7 separate regions of the Homo sapiens genome follow, and all the other regions are linked to region 7. A link is a contact called in ENCODE Hi-C or POLR2A ChIA-PET data. All regions are on one chromosome and are shown on one strand. Each heading gives the region's core, a stretch centred on a gene start or an enhancer-like site at or near the end of the contact. The rest is flanking DNA. Distances are from core to core; before and after follow the strand shown. Region 1 overlaps LOC124901235. Region 2 holds the start of LINC00574 (long intergenic non-protein coding RNA 574). Region 3 holds the start of PHF10 (PHD finger protein 10). Region 4 has its middle 34 kb from the start of LINC00242. Region 5 holds the start of C6orf120 (chromosome 6 open reading frame 120). Region 6 holds the start of DYNLT2 (dynein light chain Tctex-type 2). Region 7 has its middle 180 kb from the start of LINC01624.

Region 1 (3,262 bases), core at 626-3,125, 370 kb after region 7:
CCTATCCCGTAAGAGGAGCTCATATCCTGCAGGAGGAGTCCCTATCCCGTAAGAGGAGCTCATATCCTGCAGGAGGAGTCCCTATCCCATAGGAGGAGCCCCTATCCCACAGGAGGAGTCCCTATCCCACAGGAGGAGTCCCTATCCCATAGGAGGAGTCCCTATCCCATAGGAGGAGTCCCTATCCCATAGGAGTCCCTATCCCACAGGAGGAGTCCCTATCCCACAGGAGGAGCCCCTATCCCACAGGAGGAGCCCCTATCCCACAGGAGGAGCCCCTATCACACAGGAGGAGCCCCTATCCCACAGGAGGACTCCCTATCCCACAGGAGGAGCCCCTATCCCACAGGAGGAGCCCCTATCCCACAGGAGGAGTCCCTATCCCACAGGAGGAGTCCCTATCCCACAGGAGGAGCCCCTATCCCACAGGAGGAGTCCCTATCCCACAGGAGGAGCCACTATCCCATAGGAGGAGTCCCTATCCCATAGGAGTCCCTATCCCACAGGAGGAGCCCCTATCCCACAGGAGGAGCCCCTATCCCACAGGAGGACTCCCTATCCCACAGGAGGAGCCCCTATCCCACAGGAGGAGCCCCTATCCCACAGGAGGAGCCCCTATCCCACAGGAGGAATCCCTATCCCACAGGAGGAGCCCCTATCCCACAGGAGGAGCCCCTATCCCGTAAGAGGAGCTCATATCCCGCAGGAGGAGCCCCTATCCCGTAAGAGGAGCTCATATCCCGCAGGAGGAGCCCCTATCCCGCAGGAGGAGTCCCTATCCCGCAGGAGGAGTCCCTATCCCGCAGGAGGAGCCCCTATCCCGCAGGAGGAGCCCCTATCCCACAGGAGGAGCCCCTATCCCACAGGAGGAATCCCTATCCCACAGGAGGAGCCCCTATCCCACAGGAGGAGTCCCTATCCCACAGGAGGAGCCCCTATCCCACAGGAGGAATCCCTATCCCACAGGAGGAGTCCCTATCCCACAGGAGGAGCCCCTATCCCACAGGAGGAATCCCTATCCCACAGGAGGAGCCCCTATCCCACAGGAGGAGCCCCTATCCCACAGGAGGAGCCCCTATCCCACAGGAGGAGCCCCTATCCCACAGGAGGAGCCCCTATCCCACAGGAGGAGTCCTTATCCCGTAAGAGGAGCTCATATCCTGCAGGAGGAGTCCCTATGCCACAGGAGGAGCCCCTATCCCACAGGAGGAGTCCCTATCCCACAGGAGGAGCCCCTATCCCACAGGAGGAGCCCCTATCCCACAGGAGGAATCCCTATCCCACAGGAGGAGCCCCTATCCCACAGGAGGAGTCCCTATCCCGTAAGAGGAGCCCCTATCCCACAGGAGGAGTCCCTATCCCACAGGAGGAGCCACTATCCCATAGGAGGAGTCCCTATCCCATAGGAGTCCCTATCCCACAGGAGGAGCCCCTATCCCACAGGAGGAGCCCCTATCCCACAGGAGGAGTCCCTATCCCGTAAGAGGAGCTCATATCCTGCAGGAGGAGTCCCTATCCCACAGGAGGAGTCCCTATCCCACAGGAGGAGCCACTATCCCATAGGAGGAGTCCCTATCCCATAGGAGTCCCTATCCCACAGGAGGAGCCCCTATCCCACAGGAGGAGCCCCTATCCCACAGGAGGAGTCCCTATCCCGTAAGAGGAGCTCATATCCTGCAGGAGGAGTCCCTATGCCACAGGAGGAGCCCCTATCCCACAGGAGGAGTCCCTATCCCACAGGAGGAGCCCCTATCCCACAGGAGGAGCCCCTATCCTGGGTGGCCGGGGACACAAGGTTGTGAAGGGGACAGAGCGATGAGTGGGAATGCCCACACTGGGGGTCGGGGTGGCTGGGGACACAAGAGAGGATGTGAGTCAGACCCGAAAGTGAAAGTCCTGCTGGCTCAGCCGCATGCTGGACCTCACAGTAAGCAAGTGCTGCCACAGGAGTCTTTATGTACAAGAGTGACAATATCAGAGTTTTCTTGCAGGATGACCATCTCAGCGGTGCCTGGTGGAGCAAATGAGGTGACAGTTGAAGGTGGTGGGGACTCTGTGAACAGCAAATGCAGGAAAGGGAAGCCAAGAAACACTTCATTTAAAGCTTGAAATAGGAGTTGCCAGAGGCGTTAGCCCAGGTCCCTCAGCAGGAAACAGGACCTTGGGGTGTCTAACCCCCAACCCTGTGCCCCAGGGTTATGGGGTCTATGAGTTCTGCAAGGGTTCCCAAAAATACATAAGAACTGGAGCAAAGATTCTTTTCTCCAAAATATGAAAGTAAAAAATCCGATTGATATTTGAATGCTTACAAACAAAATTTCCCATCTATGAGCACAATGCATATGAGCACAGTGCACCTCAACCCTCACATACTTCCTATCAATTCTACTTCGTGTGGGCTACTGAGGCAGTTTCACACGTTTGGTGGGATTTGCATGGAGCCTCCAGATGTCGGAGGTCTTGAAGCCTGAGACGCAGAGAGAGAAAAAGGAGAAAGGGAGTGAGAGAGAAGCAGTGAGTGACCACAGAGGAGCGCTGAGACTTCCTCCTCCTAATACCCCACTTTTTCCAACTCGAGTGTCAAGGACTTTGCATGCACTGGGGCCTGGGAAAGCCACAGTTCAGTGGTCCTACTGTGGTTTTTAGGGCCACAAAGAACCTTTCACTTTGCCCTCAAACCAAATTGGTACCCTCCTATTGCTGAAGACAGCTTCCTTTGTTTTCCATTTCAGCAGAAACAAGTGAGGTAGCAGAGAAGCACTGAGGACCCCAAAAAGCCCCCTAGGGTTCGGATCTCGCCCAAGAGAGGCATCATGACTGCAGGTTTGGGCACGGGGGTGGGAAATGGAGGCCTCCACTCATCCTTAACACACAGGGACCTGTGTGGCTGGCGTTCATTGTGCTAAGCGTCTTAGAAAAATAGCTATTAAATATATAAACTGTTAAATGTGTATGAATCCCTTGTACCTAATGGCAAAGATGAGACACTCACATGGCATGCATTCAGACCGAAGGGGCTGCTCCTGAGTGCTCTGACCACAAAACACAGGGGCCGGGGGCCTGCACATCAGAGGCCTGGAGATGAGGCGCCCTGAGGCACTAACTAAATGTTTGGGTATGCCTAGGAGGTCAAGAATAACTAAGCTCGTGCGTAGCCTAAGAAATGCTGAATAATTTTCTAAGAAAAATGATGGCAGATACAACATTCATAATATCTGGCACATAGAGGGTACACAAATATTTGTTGCATATTTGAATGAAT
Region 2 (3,006 bases), core at 167-2,666, 300 kb before region 7:
AATTTAACAATAACACAGCACCATTATCTAATACATGGTCCATATAAAATTTTTCCCAGTGTGTATAATAATATCGTTTATACCTTCATTTATACCTGTTGTTTGTTTTTATCCAAGCACCACAACTGCTTTTAGTTACTATATCTTTTATTTTTAAAATCTGGAATAGCTCCCTTTTTGTTTTTTTTCTTTCTGTGTCAGAGACATTTTTGAAGTATTTATGTCACCTTTACAGAATGTTCATCAATTGGCTTTTGTTAGATTGTTTCCTCAAATTTGACAGTTTTAAAGAAACACTGCATCCATGATACTGTCTGAACCAGTGCATCACATCAAGACACATGATTGACACAATAATGCTGTGTGCCACTCGCTGCATCACAGCAGGACACATGAGGCACATATGTGCTGCTGTGCATTCCTCAGTGAATATTGCAGGACGTGTGGGTGGGGCCAGGTGTTGTCAAGGTCCCGGCAGGTCGCTCTGCCCTCTAAACACAATGGCTGGATGGGCGGTGGACACCTGCTCTGCGGAGCCTGGGCAGCAGCTGAAGATGATGTGGGGAGGGGCTGCTCAGCTGGGGCTGGAAGGTGAGGACAGGGCTGGGCTGGCCGCCTTGTGGAGATAGCAGGACTTGTTGAGGGAAAGTCAGGCCAGGGATGCAAACCAAAGCCTGAGGAGAAACTGCAGGGCCGTGCATGGCCTCAGCTCCCTTTCTGAGGCTCCGTTGATGTGAGTGCTTTCAACAAGCCCTCCAGGGAATCTCTGCTGCTTGCAACCAAAAAGTAGTGACCACTGGAAGAGCCAGCCCCTGCGAGAGGACAGAGGCATGGCCGCCATCAAGAGGCAGGCAAACCCCAGAGAAGGAGGCCACGGACTTGGCAGTGGACGACCGGTGTGCGATCTCAGTGCCACAGGTTACTGGTTTTGTGGCAAGATGTGTACCTGCTGACAGCATGGCTTCCTCGTCTGCAGAGTGTGACAGTGACATTCCCTGCCTCATTAGACGTTAGGATACAGTGAGGCGCCGTGCTCAGCCCCATTCTGGCACGTAGCATCGATAAACACCAGCTCTTACCGGACCGTTCCCTTATGCTGGGAGGAAAGAAACGATTTGGATTTCCTCTGTCTAGAAGTCCAGCTATCTGCATGTGTGTTCAGAGGACGTTCTCGTATCTCAGGAGTGAAACCAAAGCATCCTGTACATCTTTCCCCCACCCCCACTCATAGCCTCGGATTCTCTGCACAGCTTTAGTAAAGGAGCTGATGGGGAATCGGATGCCTGACCCCGAGTCCTCACTCTGGGGCTCGAGCTTAGGATAACTTCAGGTTCAGCTGAGGCCTCTGAACTGTGACTCCGCCCCGTGGCCGCATGCGTCGGAACTCCTACCTGCCCTTTGCCCTTCTCGAGGCCGGTGCTTGACTGGAGGAGGGCTGGCAGCAGAAGTGCAGCTGACCGGGTTGCGTTTTCGTACGGCTGACTAAAGCGGATACCGGTGGCGACTCATTTCTCGTTTTATTTTTCAACGATTTGGCGGAGAAGCTCCTCTTGTGAATGGACTTTGGATTTCTTGGAGCTGCGCTGCGGGTCCCACAGTGTGGCTTTCGGCCCGTGCTGTGCTGGCGCCTGCACTTCCTCTGGCGGGGCACGGGGTGGCGCTCCCTGGTAAAGCAGCGGCCAGGGGGAGCCGTGAGTGAGGCGCTGCCTCTCCCGCTGAAGCGGGTTCCAAGGCCACCGTGAGGGGGACCATCCATCCAGGTAAAACGTGTTCTTTCCTTGTTCCTTTGCGAATCGATGGGGATCAGGCTTCCCCAGGTGGTGAAGTGAGGAACAGGGACCGCGGGGCTCGCCTGACCAGTGGGGTCTCCATCCTTGTCCGTGCTGACAAAAGACAAGAACAGACAGCGCCTGAAATCTTCCCGCCTCCGTGAGGGAAGCCTGCGTCTGGGAACGCGCCGCAGGGAAGTGATCCCTGAGTGAGGGAGGAGGTGCCGGGGCATCATTAATCAGACCTCAATGCCGGGAAGGTTCTTTGTTTAAAGAAACACTCATGTTTAAAGAGCACTTGGTGCGGACTTGCTGTGGCCATCGCCCTCAACAGCTCATCTTTAGGAGGTGCAGGCTGAATTCACGCCTCGGTGTCGTCCATGTCTGCCTGCCGCGCAGAGGAGACAGCGAGAGGCCTTCCCACCGCACGGCTTTTACGGGAAGCTCTTCGCATTGGCTACAGGGGTGTGGTTTGGTTTATAGCCACACCAAGTAATTTTAATAGAACTCAATAACTGTGTTGCCTTGCAGGCTCCGAGTGCTACAGGCAGACCCGAGTCCGAGTCTTCCTACGGTTCATTGTCCCCCCCTGGATTTCCTAGGGACTCCAGATACGATGGCATCGATGTCAGTTAACTTGGCACTTCTTAAAATAGATCTATGATCAAATCTTAAGTTTTTCCGAATAAGACTCTGGAGGAATGCAGGAAGGTCATTTGATTACTTTAAAATAAGAGGATTTTATGTTAAAATATTGAAAAAGCCAGTCATAAAACTAAGCTCTGTACCAATGAATATAGTTCGCGAAGCCAGCAGCACAGGCTTATTATTATAAATATCAAACACCACCATTATGAGTAAGCTCATTTATTTTCAAAGCACTTTGCGATCATTAATTGTTCACGTCTGTGAATACCCCCTGAGAGACAGTATTATTAACTGCATTTGAAAGGAAGAAAACTAAGGCACAGAAAACCCGTAATTCATTGTCCTGAGGGGAAAAGGAGACACCAGGAACACGGCTGTCCTTTCGCTGCATCTTCTCTTTGGTAGAGATCCAGGGACATCTGGAACATCCACCCTCTTTCTCCCACTCACGGCCATGCCACCACCTAGTGCCTCACTGACATTTCCTCTCAATCTCAGGATAATCACATCGATGTAACACTTGGCAGGTTTGTTATCTCAGTGTCTATTATCTCAAAAATTAATCCTAATAGCAACCTTAGAAAGAGGC
Region 3 (3,328 bases), core at 756-3,255, 360 kb before region 7:
TATACAAAAATAAAGTTAAAAATGCAAAGTGCTCAAAAAAGCTGAGACTACAATTTCATCAAGTGTTTTAAATTACTACTACAAATTCTAGGCAAAGGCATTATTATATAAAGTGAGCATCTGGGCAGCGGGCCTTTTTCTTGAGGGAGGTAGTAACAGCAATATTGTTCCCAATACATGACGGAATAAGGTAAGAATTTCCGTGTAACCGCAATACTGATACAGAGGCCCATGTTTTCAAAGACTCCCAAACATACTAAATCAGAGATGTGCCTTCCAGAGTTACAGGTGGTTTCCAACTACAGATCAGATGAATTTCTATGCATCACATCCTTCCTAGGGCTCAGGGGTCAAGAATGCACTCAGGGGGCACTGGCTCAGTGCCCTCCAGGTGCCGGGCCAGACGTCAAATGCTGGAAGTGCAAGGATGTGCATTCAGAGTCTTACAATCTAGTTACTTCCATTGACGACAGCCTTTGAGGAACCTTCAAAATGAGTCTCACAGCACGGTGGACGTGCGCAACGGGAAAAGCTCCCAAGCAGGCGCAGCCCGGCTAGGCTGCTACAGGACGGCTTCCCCTGCCAACGCGCACACGGCACACCGCGCACCGCACGAAGGCTGGCTGGCTCTGCAGCATTCCAGTTCCCACCGCCTTCTAATTTCAATCCAATTTCAAGCTTCCAGGCTTTTAAAACATCATTCCTCCCTTCCAACTTTCTGTCACAAACTGCTAGCCTAACTTTAGAACCAAAACGTTTTGATGCGTGACACTACTGCTCATCTCCATTTTCTCCACAAGCACCAATTTCTTTTCACCTCCTCAAGCAGTAAAAAGTTTTAACAGACTTCCGCTGAAAACATCCGGACGCTTGCGTATTAACTTAGTTATTACAGTAAGTTCACTGAGTGTGTTGATTTTCCATATCGTTCGCCACTCGGTTTTTGCAGTAAGCGTTCAAACACTTCGGCAAACTATGCGCGGAATGAACGCTGAGCGAACGCGCGCTTCTGCAGGCCCCTCCGAGGCCAACTCTCTCGGCCCCGGGCGCGTTCCGTCCCACGGCTGGCCTAGGAGGAGGCGTTTTGGGGACAAGCTTGTCAAGCAGGGCCGGCTGCCAACTTCGGGGAAGCCGCGCCGCGTCCCCCGCCCGCCCGCACTTGTTGCTCGCTAGAGGCCGCGGGCTCACCTCGGGGCCCCGCCTCGCCGACCACCCCCGGTCTCAGGCGCGGCGCCCGGCCTGGGCCCACGCCCCCGAGACGCTGGGCGGCCGCCGGTGGGACTGGGCCCACGCCCCGGCACCCAGGCCCGGGACGGGGTCAGGGTCGGGTCGCACCGGCCGCTTCCTCACCTTCGGGGACTGCGCTCCGGGGGTGGCTGGGTCGCTGTCGCACGGCCGCGGGGACAGCGCAGCCCCGGGCCCGGCCGCCGCCGCCATCAGCCCGAGCGCCCCGCGCCGCCGCCGCCGCCGTCGCCTCCGCCTTGTCCCGGCCGCCGCCGCCGCTGCCGCCGCCGCCGCCGCCGCCGCCGCGCGGGCCCCCCGCCGCCCCGGCCCCGCCCCCTCCGCCCGCCCGCCCGGGGGCCGGCCCCTGCCGCCGCGCGCCCCGCGGCCCGCCAGCGCCGCCGCCACCGCCATGGCCGTCGCCAGCGCGCCGCCCGCGCGGGAGGGCGCCAAAGGCTGGGAGGGCGCGGGGCTGCGGGCCGGAATGGAGGAGGCCCAGCGGCGGCGGCGCTTCTCACGTCAGCCCAACCCGCCCGGCCGCGGCCACCGCCTCAGCACCGTTGCCCCCCACAGCTCCGCCGCTGGCCTCAGCGCCGCCGCGACTCCCTTCAGCCCCGCCACTCGCTCGCCTCAGCCCCGCCGCTCGCTCGCCTCAGCCCCGCGGCCGCCTCAGCCCCGCCGCTCGCCTCAGCCCCGCCGCTCGCCTCAGCCCCGCCGCTCCCCTCAGCCCCGCGGCCGCCTCAGCCCCGCCGCCGCCTGGCTCCCCACGGCCCGGCGTTGTACTCGGCCGCGGCTCCCCCCAGCCCCCGGCGCGCCCCACCTCCCGCCCGCCCTCCGGCCCGCCCCGGCCCGGCACGTCGCCACTTGGCGCGCTCGCAGCCGCCCCCTCCCCGCGGCCCCCGGCCCGGCCCCTCCGCGCGTCACCCTCGTTCCCTCCCTCTCTCCGCGCCCCCGCCGCGCCCCTCCCCGCCCCTCCCGGGGGTCCCCGCCCCGCCCCCTCTCTGCCGGGGGTCGCCCTGCCCGGAGCAGTCGCGCGGAGACTGCGCGGCCTCCGCCTCTACGCGCTCGCGGTCGCCGCTCCTCTCCCGCCTTTGTTCTCGGGTCGCCCCTCTCGCTGGTGGCGCTCCGAGAGAGCAGCGGAGCCACCTGCCCAGGCCACGCTTCCCCGAGCATCCGCAGCTGCACCCGGGGGCTGTCGGCGCCCGCCCCGGAGCGTGCGGGAGGCACAGCGGGAAGAAGTCGCTGAGATTCGGCCCTCGTGGCTTTGCGTGCCCGCGTGGTTGATGCCTCCGCCGAGAACGCGGTCGGCCGGGAGCCGGGGAGGAGCGTGGACGCCGGCCTGGCAGGTACCCCCGCGAGAACGTGGGAGCCGGTGTATTTCAGCTGCATTTATTACTGATCTCGGGCTGCACCAGGGCACTTGTAGGACCGCACTAAAAACAGCGGAAAGTGAGGAGCCAAGCCTGGGTCCGGGGCGGCCCGCCGTACAGCTGGCCTCACGGATTCCACTGCCTGCGCCTGCAGATGACTTGTTCTGGAGAGTAGAGAATGTTCTCGGATTTAAAGTACAATCCGGTTTCCTTTCCATTCATTATAGTTGCCTACACTCAACAAACAAAAGTTGGGAAAGATAAAGGGATTATTCTAGCGCGTCACATTGACAAACACCGACGTTAACACGCTCAGTCCAGCCTGACTCACTTGCCTCAGGTCAGAGAGGTCACCACTGACGACGCCGGGCCCTCAAGCCGATCCTAATCCAGCTTGGTTCTCTCAGCCTCAGCCAGACCATCCGTTCTTGCCTCTGTCCCACCACGTGCAGGTGTAAGCTTCCGCCGCACTTCTTGTCTGAATCTGCCAAGAAGAAACTGCATCTTTCAGCTAAATTCTTTTCACTGATCAGGGTAGAGTTTAGCGGTTTTTTTTTTAAGAAAAAAAACAAAAACAAAAAAAAACTCTTAAGCTATTTGGTACTCCTCTCCCTCCGGGATTCTGTCTCTAGATTGTGAAAGCTGTCAGAGAATGGAGTCAGGGAAAGCCGTGATGGGAAAGTTCTCACTAATAATTGCCTGATATAAAGAATTAGCACAAAAGACTGCCAAAACCA
Region 4 (2,947 bases), core at 15-2,514, 260 kb before region 7:
TCATCACCTCCCAAAGGCCCCACCTCCTAACACTGTCACCTTGTGGGTGAGGTTTCAGCCTAGGAATTTGGGACGCTTGCGCATTCTGCCTGGAGCATTAACCACGTATCTTCCCTGTGTTTGCCAAGGATGTGTCCGGAGACTTTAGTCAGTCCTAAAATTCTCCCTCCCGCTAGTGAGTGACCTGAGCAGTGCATCCTGCAGCAGCCCAGCCCTCAGGTGTTCATCCTCCAGCAGCGCAGCCCTGCCCACCCTCGGGAGGAGGAGGGGCCCGGCGCTGACACCTGCGGCCTTCTCAGTGCCACAGCCGGGCTCTGCATCCCTGCAATGCTCCACAGCTGCAAGGCTGCTCACTCACTTTGCACAGTGGCTCCCAAACCCCATTTGCAATTTTCCCTCCGAGACCCTCACAGCAGCTGGGGCCTCCTCTTCAGGCCATGTGTCCCTTCTTCAAGAGTCAAAATGAGAACAAGTCCGTCTCTTCCTTTTCTTCCTCCAAGCTTGGGGAGGCAGCAGCTTCCTCTCTGGCCCCCAGTTAAGGACCTTCTACCTACGGATTCCCTACATCAAGTCCCTCATGGGAATTATCTGTTCTGGTAGCTTCCGTGGCTTCTTTCTCTTCCCAGACCCTGACAGATGACCACGCGTGGCTTGCTGAAGCCATAGCTGTATGAGGACACTGGCAGAAACGGCTGCTGTTCTTCTTGCTTCCCAAAGGGCAGAGATACCTCGAGTCACAGAAGGATGAGGAAGCGTCTTCTCACACCCCTGACTTCATCTGCTGGGAGCTGGTGGCTGAGGGCGGCTGGTTTGCTCTAACCCTTCAACACCGATGAGTGGAAAGGGCCAAGGAAGCAACCCCCGCAAACTGCCTGGTTGCCAAGAGGTCTCCCAGGTAGGGGACAGACTCGGGTCCTGCCGGCAGCTGCGCAGGGAGGGTCTCCATGACGCAATATCTCCACACCACGGCAGGGGGCGCTGTTCACGTGCGCGAGAACGCTCCTTAGTGACCAGAGCCTTTGCTCCAGGGACAGGAGCTGCCTCAGAGCACAATTTGCTGCTTTGAAAAGGGATTTAGAACAGGAATTCCCTCAGACTTGGTAACAGTAGATGCCGTGTGAGCGGAAGAGCATCTTCAGGGAAAACGTGTGAGAAATGGGGGAGAGGAAACCTGACTCCAAATAAACCAAGAACACGGCAGAAATTAAGGAGCTCGCAAAAGCTGTGAGAGGGCAGCGAGTTGCCAGTTCATATAAATGAAGAGATCAGCAGAGTCCACCGCCGACTGGTTGCGAAGAAGTCTAAAAACAGACCCAAGGATTCGGAAATTCGGGGCCGTCGTAGAGCCACTCATTTCAGTAGAACAGTAAGTGCAGAAACCAGATTTATACACACAGGTATATACATGGATACACACATCTATACACACACTAGTTTTCTATTTGTGTTTTAAAATTTAACTTTTTATTTTGATGTTTAAAGAGTACATACAAATGTAGAAAGGACTGTGTAATGAACTCCCATGTACCAAGTACCACCTGATTAATAATTAAGTGGCTTATGACTAATAATTATTGACTCACGACTCAACTTGTTTAATCAGTTTCTGCCTGTCCCCACTCTCTATCTCTCTTTCTCTTTGGATTGGAGTATTTTCTGGCCATCCCAAAAGATATAATTTTATGTAACTACTGTGTCTCTAATGGATAAGGGCTTTTTAAGAGCAGCAGAGGGAGAGAATTGGGACAGAACCCAGAGCCACAGGGAGAGCTGTGTCCTTGAGCAGCACAGATCCGAGGCAGCGCCTCTGGTTGCCCAGCTAGTTTAGAAGCATGATCAAACATGTGACATGAGAAGCAATATTTACCCTTCTAAAATGTGGCTTCAAGGATAGATTGGTTTAAGCCAAGCCTCCTTTACTTTTCCAAATAAGAACAGACACACACTGATAGGAAATGAAACAGGAAATGGCCCCCCTGGCTAATGTGTGGGTAGGGTGAGATGATTCCTTTAACTTGCTCAGCATGAGTGCCTTCTCAGGATGTGACAGGAGTTCATGTCGGGATTTAAGAACATGGACTTCTTGGATCTGTTGGTTGTATGTTCTTGGGAAAGTTACTTATGCCTCAATTTCACCTGCAAATTGGGGTTAATAATGTTTAAGGTCACAAGGTTGTTCCAAGGATAACACGAGAGGGTGCATGTAAAGAGGTGGGTGTAGCACCTGCCGTGTAAGAACTGCTCAGCCTACATTAGCTGTAATGACGATTGGTGAAGACACCCGCTTGTTAACTGTTGTGTTCTGTGAGCCCCCCAGAAGCACCTTGTCCGTAATTATCACACAGAAGGCCTTTTCCTCCACTTTCACCGTACACAGAAATAATATGTAAGGCCCAGACTTAAAATGTAGGCTGTCATTTTTTTCCTACTCGAAAATAATAGAGAGAAACATTTCTTTTTTTCTTTTTATTTCTAGTGCACCTATATATGTGTAAGAATGGTTTATTACTCTCGATCTTCTAAGTTAATTTTGGGGGAAAATAGTAACTCCTTCAAGACTCTAGAGTTTCCTTTAGCCAATTAGACATTGTGATGACTCATCTGAGAGAGTATGAGTAGGCTGCTTATGAAATTTATTCTGCCACCCAAAGATGATAAACTTAAAGAAGTCCCTCACCCAGACACAGCATAATAAAACAGCTGAAAACCAAACACGAAGAAATCTTAAAGTCAGCCAGAGGAATCAGCACGTGACGCACAGGGAGCAAAAATCCAAAGGAGCGTGGATTCACCTTCAGGAGGAGCCCTGGAGTCCTCAAAGTGGCACAGCAGGCCCAGAGCATGGAGGAAAAGAGCTACGCACCTTGAACCTTATATCCAGCAAAAGTGTCTTTCAGCAATGAATGTGAAATACAGACAGTCTCAGATGAAGACAAACTAAGAATTT
Region 5 (2,906 bases), core at 185-2,684, 390 kb before region 7:
AACTGTTCTATTGGGGTGAATTGCTACAGCACTTAACCTACCTCCACTAATATAAATTGTTTAACATTTTTTTGAATTACAAAAGCAATACAATACAAAACATTTAAACAATGCAGAAATAATAAAGTTTTTTATCCCTACCTCCTCTCCCTGCTGTGCCAACCCTAGGGGATAATCAATGTCACAGGATATCCCCAGGAATATCCATGTACATACATGCACAGAACAAGTCAGGGAAAATAAACTAAATTTATTATTTTAGTGAGATTCTAGTGCACCTAACACTAGGTAAGCACTTCAGGAAAAGGCAGTGACAAGTGATTGCTAAAGATACCATAGTCTTAAAGTTAAGTCAGTAAACACAAGATAGTAATCCCAGATAAACTGGAAGCTGTAGAGTTAATACTCCTTTACTGGTACAGAGCAGTGTGTGTAAATTGTAGAAAATTTAGAAATACATAAAAAGATGAAAACTCTACTACTCGAGGAGTACCACTGATAAAATCCTGTGCATTTCCGTTTTTTTAATGTACATACGAATATTTTTAAAAAGAGAAAATTACTCCCTTCTGATTAGAAAAGATCGAAATTTTTCTCTTTTAGTGATAATCAAGTCAGAAACTTGCTGTTTGGCTCGAGTTAGGAAAACCTAGCCTGGTAGTTACCACGCAGGTTGAAAGGCCAGTGGGGCATAATTAACGAGCCCTCAGGGTCCACGCTCCCGCCCTCGGAGCTCAGAACCGACGGGAGGTGCAGGAGGCCGGGCATTTCTACAGCCCTGGTTCGTTCCTAAACTACTGAATCTTTTAAAGAGATCTGAGTGCTCCTTATACACAGCTGCTTTAATTAAAATAACCACCTGAGCCCTTTTCCTCCGAACTCCACATGCGCTCAGTTCTCAAAGCGCCGATCTCAAGCGGCCGCCCGGATGCTCCGGCCCGACTTGTGCCCCGAATTCCCCTGGAGACCCTCGCACTAGCACGGCGTCAGGAGGAGGCTTCGGGTGACGAGACAGCGGGCAACGGCTCTGGTCCAGAGCGCGCGTGTCCGCCGTTGGAAGCGGTCACGGCGGAACCCTCAAATCGCCCCCTTTCCTAGAGACCTCAGCGGAGCCGCGAGCAACCGCGCAGCCCCCGCGCTCCAGCCCTGCGCCCTAGGCACACGCCCCAGAGCAGCAGCTCGGGTTCGGCGCCGACTCCGCGCCGAGACCAGCCCGCTAGGGGAGGACTCACAGCACCCAGCTCCCAGGAGGGCACGCAGAGGACTACCGAGCCACACTCCGCCCCACGCTCGCCGCTATGGTTACTTGCCAGCCGACCCACGCGAGCCGCTATGGTTACTAGCCCGCCGCCCCTCGCGCCCACGCCCCTTTCGCTATCTCGCGACAGCTGGAGAAGCCTCGCTTCCGGCCGGCTCACTTACGGACCTAGCGTCACTTCCGCCTCCGGCGAGGCTCCGGCCTCGGGTCCGGATGTATAAAGCGCGGCCCCCTGCGGGGAGTGGTGGTGAGTCCGAGGGTGCCACAGCGGCCCTGCCCCTGCCCCTGCCCCTGCCCTGAGTGGGCGCCGCGCTACGGGGGAGGGGTTAACCCACCCCTCCTCCCCGGGGCCTCACGCGGGTGGGAAGGGACAGTCCCAGCGACAGACCAGGCGCCTGGACGCGCCGTGGACCCGCGTGCGGACGGCGGGGACAGGCTCCGGTGCTGAGCGCCTCCGGTGTCCCCAGCAGCACTGACCCACTTGCAGGCCCCGGAGCTGAGCCGCCAGCCATGGCCGCTCCCCGCGGGAGGGCCGCGCCCTGGACGACGGCCCTGCTGCTGCTCCTAGCCTCGCAGGTCCTGTCTCCGGGAAGCTGCGCGGACGAGGAGGAGGTCCCCGAGGAGTGGGTGCTCCTGCACGTCGTCCAGGGCCAGATAGGCGCCGGGAACTACAGCTACCTGCGGCTGAACCACGAGGGCAAGATAGTCCTCAGGATGCGCAGCCTCAAGGGAGATGCGGATCTGTACGTCTCCGCCAGCAGCCTGCACCCCAGCTTCGACGACTACGAGCTGCAATCGGCCACCTGCGGCCCGGACGCCGTGTCCATCCCCGCGCACTTCCGGCGCCCAGTGGGCATCGGCGTCTATGGACACCCCTCCCACCTGGAGAGCGAGTTCGAGATGAAGGTGTACTACGACGGCACGGTCGAGCAGCACCCGTTCGGCGAGGCCGCCTACCCCGCCGACGGCGCAGATGCCGGCCAGAAGCACGCTGGTGCCCCGGAAGACGCCTCGCAAGAGGAGGAATCTGTTCTCTGGACGATATTAATTAGCATTTTGAAACTGGTACTTGAAATTCTCTTTTGAGTCGTTGACCACACTCTGGGATATAAAACCCTCCATCTGTGAAGCTGATTGCAGTTTGCTGTGAACCTTGCTACTTGTACTTGGTTGAAGTTCTAGGTACCTTTAGTCAAGGGATGGAAAAATAAAGCCATACGCAGTTTTGTTACCTCAGTTACCCCAAAAATAGGAAAAGCAGCAAGCACAGTATTTTAAAGATCATAATTCCTATAAAAGGACTGTGCACAAAGTGTTTAGACTCCATTTTCATTAGGCAGGTTGACTAAAAATGATTGCAGTAACAGGTTTATATAAAATAGAGCAACCTTTCATGCTGTGACACAAATCAAAAGGTTGATAACTTTGTAATTTTACTCTGGAGATTCTAACCGAAGTTGGTGTAAGTTTTCAAGAGTTACTAAAATCAAGTTGGAAATGATTTACGTACACTTCCCTGAGCCTGGACTAAAGCCTCATGCCTGTACCCCAAGTAGGTGATGGTACTTTTCTATACAAAAAGGATTTCCTGGCAGGCAGGTATTTACAAAGTTTGTTCCTGTACCAGTCCAATAATGACAACTCTAAA
Region 6 (3,341 bases), core at 538-3,037, 340 kb before region 7:
GCTACCACTAGAAAAAAAGAAATGGAGGCAAGACAGATAAAATCAAGAGATGGTCATATTGATGAAACAGTATGTCTTAAATTTTCCTATGCTCCAAAATAGGGAAATTAACAGCTACCTTAAATTAGAAATAACTAAGTGAACAGTTTCCTCAGGTACATTTAGTGAGCATTTGTAGAGTCCTTTCTCAATTTCTTCCCAATTATTGTTCTATTCAAATTTCTCACCTCTAAAAGAATCAACTTTAAAGATAGCTATAATTGATCACATCCATATCAAATACTAATAATTACTTTGGTCCATGTCCCCTCACTCCCAGATTTTAACCTATATACCAGGTGCACCTATGTGTCTCCTCATTTTGAGTTCAGGCTCATTGAATTTTAAAGACCACTTCAGACCTCAGATAGGCAGTAAGTTTATAAAAGCCACCCTTGTCTGCCTCAATATATAGAAATTTTTCTTTACTGTTGGTGACCTGTTACTCAGACTCATTGCCAAGAAATACAGCATAGTGTTTGGGAGTGTGAAGTTTTAAGTCCAACTGATTTAGGTTTCTAGCCCTGCTCTGCTCTTTTTCTTAGCTGTGTAAACTTGGCCTGTTTGCTTTTCCTCCTTTATTTAGTTCGTTCTTTCCTCTGTAAAATGTAGACACCAGGGAAACAAGAACCTGAAATTTCGCCATTATTTTGAGAATTCTCTTTTTAAGAGTAATCTTAAAATGTTTTAGGGTCTTCAAAAAATTGTTTTGCCTGTCATCTCTATCTTCATCCTATTATAGGTCCACGAAGTAAGTACGAAGAGAAACCAGTATAGGCCAATTGGACCGAGTACTAGCATACAGGTTCTGGTCCCAGCTCTATCATTACAGCTTTGTATCCTTGGGCAAACTAATTTTCTGTTAAAGTATCAATAAAATATAGAGTCTTTAATACATTAACGGTTTTCAAAGCCTAATCATATAGAAATACCTGTTATACCACCAATAAAACTGAATAATGACCCTTTCCATCAATATCAGTAAGTTTTGGACAGGGTATTTTCAACTTAAGTTTTTTTCTCCTGTACATTCTTCAAATATCCAGACTGCTGATGTTTTAAAAACCCAAAACATGGCACTATTCTGCCTGGTTTATCAAATTATTTTTTTAATACAACACACTCATTTTTCGCTAGCAAAACTGCTTATAATGGCACTAAATACACTAACATACTGTGTTTTAGTACAAAGCAATAATACTCAGAGTACTCTCAGGAAATCCGCAAGCTGAGTAAATTTGAAAAGAAGATCTTGTAACCACCCTTCCAATCGACTTATGTAGGGTTCTATGGCCCTAATTAAAAAACAAGAAAACTTTAGCACTCAAGTCCAAAGGGGACTGCCCAACTCAGTCTCAGGCTTCAATTTCGCATCTGGGGAAAAAAGAAACACAAAAGGGAGATGCTGCCTCCTTGGCTCTGGGGGTGGTGACGGGAGCGGGGCCCACTGGGGAGCGATTTCACTTAAACGGTCGGACATAGCCGTCTCGGGCCCCTAGCAGTCTCCGCACTCACTGCCTCCTTCTCGAACATGCTAGGCCTCCTTTCTTTCCTAGGCGTCACCGGAGCCTGCTGAGGGGTCTGGTTCGGGGTCTGGATGGGGCTCGACTTCACGCCTCGGCCTCGCTTCTCCATCTCGCTCTGTTCTCCAAGACGCCCACCGCCTCCCCTTCACCGCCGGCGGTCAAACGCCCTAGCCAGTCCCGCGAGGGCGGAAGTCTCCCACCTGCGCCTCGTACGGTAGGAAGTGCCCGCCAGGGCTCCAAAGCGCCTGGAGGAGGGGCGCGCAGGCGCCTGCGTCATTCACGCGCGCCGCAGCGGGGCACCGGAAGTTATGGAGGTAGGGCGGGTGTAGGGCCCGGTTCGATCCCGAGCTAGGCAGGGAGTCGGCGCCAGGCTGGGTGGTGCTCGGCTACGCGGAGTGGGCGAGCGAGCACGCGCCTGCGGTGGCCGGCGGTCCCGCGCTGGAGGGCGCTGGCGACGTCGCGGCCCTGGCCTCTGTGGCGGTATCGGACGCTCGGCCCTGCAAGACGCCTGGCGGGCCCTGCCGGCCTCCCTGGGCCAGGCTCGGTTTCTCCGTCGCCTCCTGGCCCTGAGCTGGAACGCGGCGGACGGTCAGGGAGGGCTGTGCGCGGTGGCGCGGGGGCGGAAAGCCGCAGGTCGGGCTCTCACCTGACCGTGGCTCGTTCCTAGAAGCGCAGTTTCCTAGTCGCTGCCTGTAGGGTCCACACTCGGACAGTAAATTTGTGTTCATCGCCGGGCGTGGTGGGGCCTGTGGTCCCATCTACTCCGTAGGCTGAGGTGGAAGGATCGCTTTAGCCCAGGAGGTGGAGGCTGCAGTGAGCCGAGATCGCGCCACTGCACCCCTGTCTGGGCGACGGCGAGACCCCGTCTCCAAAATGATGATAACGATAACTACCATTTTTGAGTACTATGTGCTAGATGCTTTTCATGTGTTATCTGATTACTGTAGCCCTACCAGGTGCAGCCTGGCACCGTTTTATTTCACTTAGAACTGAGATTCCGATAAAGTAACTTTTCCAAGGCAAGAGGTAGTCAGAGGCTGAGGAATGATTCAAATTTAAGTCCAGCTCCAAAGCACCGGCCCAGTGTAGTCTGCAGAGTTCCAGCCCCATAGAGCCACATGGAGGATGCGAGTGACAATCGCCAATCAACAAATAGTTGATGTAGATTTCTTTAGTGATGACTTAATTGTTAGGGCCTGCTGGGATTGTTCGAAAACCAGGGCTGAGAGTGGAAAGTGCAACTTCTGGGTGCAGGAGGAGCAAACAGGGCAACTGATAGCAGTTTCCACATTAGGAAGCTGCCCAGAGCTAATTATGACTGTCACAACACAGCCCCCCCTTAACTCAACACACCAAAATAAAGAGCTTCGGTTCCGCTTTAGATCCTGAATTTGACTTCTTTGCAGGTTTATACGATGGTCTTAGTGTCATGTGGGGTAATTGTGAGGATTTCGATTGTATTTAATTCTCCATGGAAAACCAGTACGGTTTGCTACTTTTTACATGGCAGGGAAGGCTAAACTTTACCTCTGCCCATCTTAGTTCGGAGTGACCCCTTTAACAAATGAAAGGATAACAAGAAAAAAGTTTATTCTTGGACAGAGTACACATCACAAGGGATAAACCTTAATGAGAAGTAACTTGAAATGGTGGCTTAGAACTACATTTGTATACCATCTTCAACAAAGAACTGTAGATTTGCAGAGAAGTGACAGGACACAGGAGAGCAGTTTTAGGCTTCAAAGGGCAGGAAATTGGGAAGGTAGATACATATTC
Region 7 (2,868 bases), core at 187-2,686:
TCGGGGAAGGGCGTGGACAAGGCCGGCCCGTGGAACGGAAGGGAGCATCGCACTGTTAAAAGGTCATGAAACGTCCGGGAGCCTCAGCAGGGGAGGCCGAGTGTGGAGGTTTAGAGGAAAGGAATGAGGCTGAGGCTGCCAAGGAAAAGCATGGTGTGGGGGGACCCGGAGGCCCCGCGGTGGGAGGAGCGTGGTGTGGGGGGGGACCGGGAGGCCGTGGGGTGGGAGGAGCGTGGTGTGGGGGGACCCGGAGGCCGTGGGGTGGGAGGAGCGTGGTGTGGGGGGACCCGGAGGCCGTGGGGTGGGAGGAGCGTGGTGTGGGGGTACCCGGAGGCCGTGGGGTGGGAGGAGCGTGGTGTGGGGGGACCCGGAGACCCTGCGGTGGGAGGAGCGTGGTGTGGGGGGACCCGGAGACCCTGCAGTGGGAGGAGCGTGGTGTGGGGGGGGACCGGGAGGCCGTGGGGTGGGAGGAGCGTGGTGTGGGGGGGACCCGGAGGCCCTGCGGTGGGAGGAGCGTGGTGTGGGGGGGACCCGGAGGCCGTGGGGTGGGAGGAGCGTGGTGTGGGGGGAGGAGCGTGGTGTGGGGGGACCCGGAGGCCCCGCGGTGGGAGGAGCATGGTGTGGGGGGGGACCGGGAGGCCGTGGGGTGGGAGGAGCGTGGTGTGGGGGGGACCCGGAGGCCGTGGGGTGGGAGGAGCGTGGTGTGGGGGGGACCCGGAGGCCGTGGGGTGGGAGGAGCGTGGTGTGGGTGGGGACCGGGAGACCCTGCGGTGGGAGGAGCGTGGTGTGGCGGGAACGGGAGGCCGTGGGGTGGGCGGCAGCACAGGTTGTGGCTGAGCTCGGGGCCGGGGCAGCGGCGCTTGCCCTTGGGAGGGAGAAAACAGGCAAAGGACAGGATGTGGTGAGCGTCGGCCCGCGAAACCCCGCGGCCACAGCCTGAGGAAGTCTGTAGACAACAGGCTCGGCACGAAGGAGAAAGAGCTGACGTGGCTGTGAGGTGCCGCTGGTGGGAGCAGAGCTGGGAAGGGAGCCTGGGTGTGACTGTGGGGCTGGGAGTGAGCGGGGAGAGGGACAGGAGACGGGAAGGGGCTGCTGGAGCGCAGGAGGACGGCCAGAGGTGCGCGGGCCCCCACCGCAGCCCCAGCTCCCAGATGGTGCACGGACCAACCACTCAACAATCAGCCTGTGAGTTTTCGGAAGAACAGAGTCTTGGGCCACGGAGCCAACAGGTTCCTCCTGCAGGTGGCCATTTACGCTACACTCACCCCAAGGCCCCAGCCAGGAGCGTGGCCTCAGTGCAAGAAGCCACGGGGCCTAACACGAGCCACACCGAGAGGTTTCTGGGCCTGCAGGTAACCCTGCTGTACCCCCCTAGCCTCTGGCATAAGTGTTTGTGAGGGGCCTTCGGGGGCTGGTCCCCGTGCAGGCTGACCGCGGTGGAGTTTGCTCAGTGTGTGATGAGGCACATGTGTGTACGTAACTGAGCCCACGTGTGAGGGCGAGGACCATCCGTGCCGGGGCCTCCTGTTGAGCAGCCACGAGACATCACCTCACCCGGCACATGGGCGGCCGCTTCCTCTTGGGCCTGGAATCCTGACAGCCAAGGCTTTGGGGCCGTGCCTCGCCCTCTTTCACAGGCATCTGGCCCTGGACTGTCCCCGCCGGGCGGCAGTGTAGGCTCCCCGGGGAGGGGCAAAGGTCCCACTTGGTGCAGGCAGCTCTGCACGTCTGATGAGACACCAGCTGGGCTGGGTGCGGTGGCTCACGCCTGTAATCCTAGCACTTTGGGAGGCCGAGGCGGGCGGATTGCTTGAGCTCAAAGTTAGAGACCAGCCTGGGCAACATGGTGAAACCCTGTCTCTAAAAAAAGTTAGCCAGGCGTGGTGGTTGGTGCTATAGTCCCAGCTACTCAGGAGGCTGAGGCAGGAGAATTGCTTGAACCTGGGAGTTGGAAGTTGCAATGAGCCGAGATGGAGCCACTGCACTCCAGCCTGGGGGGACAGAGCGAGACTCTATCACCAAAAAAAAAAAAAAAAAAAAAAAAAAAAAAAAAAAAAAACTGCGATCTGAGGCTTCCTCCTGCTGCTGGCTTCCCCTGGGGACTCACTGAGCCAGGGTCTCCATGCATCACGGCATCGGTGGCAAAATCTCACCAGCACTCAGGCAAAGCAAAGCTCACCTCCTCCCTCCTGAGCTGGCTGCACACGCCTCTGCTTCCATTTCCTGTAGGTTTTATTCAGCAGGAGTATTTCTAAACTGCAACATACAAAGTATCTAAAAACAGATTTTTATTCTTCTCCACCTTCTTTTTTTTTTAAACAAAGCTAACTTACATCTTCCCTTAATGATAATTGGTTTGAATGTCATTTTCAGAGAGTGACTTTTAAAAAGTACTTGTCATTTTAAATGAGTCTCTGCATAATTGCACTGGATTCTCTTGAGAACGTGGCTTTGACTCAGCCTTGGTTGCCCACGGCCAGGAGCCCATGGGCCTGGCTCTTTCCGAGACAGAGCTGATTTCCGGAACGCTCTTATCGGCCTTCTGCGGTCTGGGCCTGAGCTTTGTGGTCTGGCGGGGCCTTGGCCAGGCCGTCCCCACTTCCTACCACGCTCCCGCCTTCGCCCCTGGCTCTAGTCTTTCCTTTGACCTAATTTTAATGTCACTGCATGGCCACCTGTGCTCCAGATTCACACACAGCCACTCCCCTGCTTTTTATTCCCTTAGATTTTGCCCGAACCCAATCTTACTGTTAAAACACACATACAGACACACAACAGACAAAAGCTCACATCCCTTGTGACACCACCCAGTGCTCCCCTGACACTGTGACCGGTGCGTTTGTGCCTTCCTGCGTGTGGCCTGCATGT

What was found. Hi-C counts contacts between places; a loop is a spot of excess contacts on that map. ChIA-PET counts read pairs that join two places held with the same protein, here RNA polymerase II (POLR2A). Pooled maps may share reads with other maps.
Region 1: a map of natural killer cell shows a loop between it and region 7 (4-fold over the local background). The contact joins two enhancer-like sites. A Hi-C loop is called at or near these places in 1 of 168 maps with a recorded cell type or tissue (natural killer cell) and 2 of 50 pooled maps. POLR2A ChIA-PET finds 5 or more read pairs at or near these places in 2 of 52 experiments (activated T-cell and activated naive CD8-positive, alpha-beta T cell).
Region 2: a map of OCI-LY7 shows a loop between it and region 7 (5-fold over the local background). The contact joins the promoter of LINC00574 here to the enhancer-like site in region 7. A Hi-C loop is called at or near these places in 2 of 168 maps with a recorded cell type or tissue (OCI-LY7 and naive thymus-derived CD4-positive, alpha-beta T cell), 2 of 37 single-sample maps with no recorded cell type and 10 of 50 pooled maps. POLR2A ChIA-PET finds 5 or more read pairs at or near these places in 1 of 52 experiments (CD8-positive, alpha-beta memory T cell).
Region 3: a loop to region 7 is called in a map with no recorded cell type, with 12 times the contacts of the local background. The contact joins the promoter of PHF10 here to the enhancer-like site in region 7. A Hi-C loop is called at or near these places in 2 of 37 single-sample maps with no recorded cell type and 8 of 50 pooled maps. POLR2A ChIA-PET finds 5 or more read pairs at or near these places in 1 of 52 experiments (K562).
Region 4: a map of OCI-LY7 shows a loop between it and region 7 (6-fold over the local background). The contact joins two enhancer-like sites. A Hi-C loop is called at or near these places in 1 of 168 maps with a recorded cell type or tissue (OCI-LY7), 1 of 37 single-sample maps with no recorded cell type and 3 of 50 pooled maps. POLR2A ChIA-PET finds 5 or more read pairs at or near these places in 1 of 52 experiments (A673).
Region 5: a loop to region 7 is called in a pooled map, with 14 times the contacts of the local background. The contact joins the promoter of C6orf120 here to the enhancer-like site in region 7. A Hi-C loop is called at or near these places in 4 of 37 single-sample maps with no recorded cell type and 8 of 50 pooled maps. POLR2A ChIA-PET finds 5 or more read pairs at or near these places in 2 of 52 experiments (CD4-positive, alpha-beta memory T cell and activated naive CD8-positive, alpha-beta T cell).
Region 6: a loop to region 7 is called in a map with no recorded cell type, with 14 times the contacts of the local background. The contact joins the promoter of DYNLT2 here to the enhancer-like site in region 7. A Hi-C loop is called at or near these places in 3 of 37 single-sample maps with no recorded cell type and 7 of 50 pooled maps. POLR2A ChIA-PET finds 5 or more read pairs at or near these places in 1 of 52 experiments (GM10248).

The regions. Positions count from the first base shown.
Region 1 is chr6:170,457,761-170,461,022 of GRCh38, forward strand. It overlaps LOC124901235, which reads right to left. Exons shown (of 3, transcript XM_047419615.1): 3 at 1,571-3,262. Among named protein-coding and RNA genes, the nearest start is that of PSMB1, 94 kb to the right of the region's middle. Within about 2 kb of position 1,876, at least 3 of the 41 ENCODE cell types and tissues checked have a DNase peak (open chromatin) inside an H3K27ac peak, as active enhancers do; they include natural killer cell, where a contact is called at or near this core.
Region 2 is chr6:169,788,657-169,791,662 of GRCh38, forward strand. It overlaps LINC00574 (long intergenic non-protein coding RNA 574), which reads left to right and starts at 1,417. Exons shown (of 3, transcript NR_026780.1): 1 at 1,417-1,760. It overlaps LINC00242 (long intergenic non-protein coding RNA 242), which reads right to left. Exons shown (of 2, transcript NR_026781.1): 2 at 134-2,462.
Region 3 is chr6:169,722,495-169,725,822 of GRCh38, forward strand. It overlaps PHF10 (PHD finger protein 10), which reads right to left and starts at 2,006. Exons shown (of 12, transcript NM_018288.4): 1 at 1,351-2,006. The coding sequence starts at 1,437. It also overlaps a transcript of DYNLT2 not described here. RefSeq lists silencers at 1,108-1,487, 1,588-1,827, 1,898-2,197 and an enhancer at 2,129-2,671.
Region 4 is chr6:169,830,852-169,833,798 of GRCh38, forward strand. No RefSeq gene overlaps it. Among named protein-coding and RNA genes, the nearest start is that of LINC00242, 34 kb to the left of the region's middle. Within about 2 kb of position 1,265, at least 3 of the 41 ENCODE cell types and tissues checked have a DNase peak (open chromatin) inside an H3K27ac peak, as active enhancers do.
Region 5 is chr6:169,700,692-169,703,597 of GRCh38, forward strand. It overlaps C6orf120 (chromosome 6 open reading frame 120), which reads left to right and starts at 1,435. Exons shown (of 1, transcript NM_001029863.3): 1 at 1,435-2,906. The coding sequence starts at 1,769. The coding sequence ends at 2,344. WDR27 (WD repeat domain 27) reads right to left here and starts at 1,338. Exons shown (of 26, transcript NM_182552.5): 1 at 860-1,338. RefSeq lists enhancers at 892-971, 1,292-1,381 and a silencer at 1,432-1,801.
Region 6 is chr6:169,749,785-169,753,125 of GRCh38, forward strand. DYNLT2 (dynein light chain Tctex-type 2) reads right to left here and starts at 1,788. Exons shown (of 4, transcript NM_174910.3): 1 at 1,555-1,788. The coding sequence starts at 1,674. ERMARD (ER membrane associated RNA degradation) reads left to right here and starts at 1,838. Exons shown (of 18, transcript NM_018341.3): 1 at 1,838-1,879. The coding sequence starts at 1,874.
Region 7 is chr6:170,087,200-170,090,067 of GRCh38, forward strand. No RefSeq gene overlaps it. Among named protein-coding and RNA genes, the nearest start is that of LINC01624, 180 kb to the right of the region's middle. RefSeq lists an enhancer at 1,434-1,533. Within about 2 kb of position 1,437, at least 11 of the 41 ENCODE cell types and tissues checked have a DNase peak (open chromatin) inside an H3K27ac peak, as active enhancers do; they include OCI-LY7 and natural killer cell, where a contact is called at or near this core.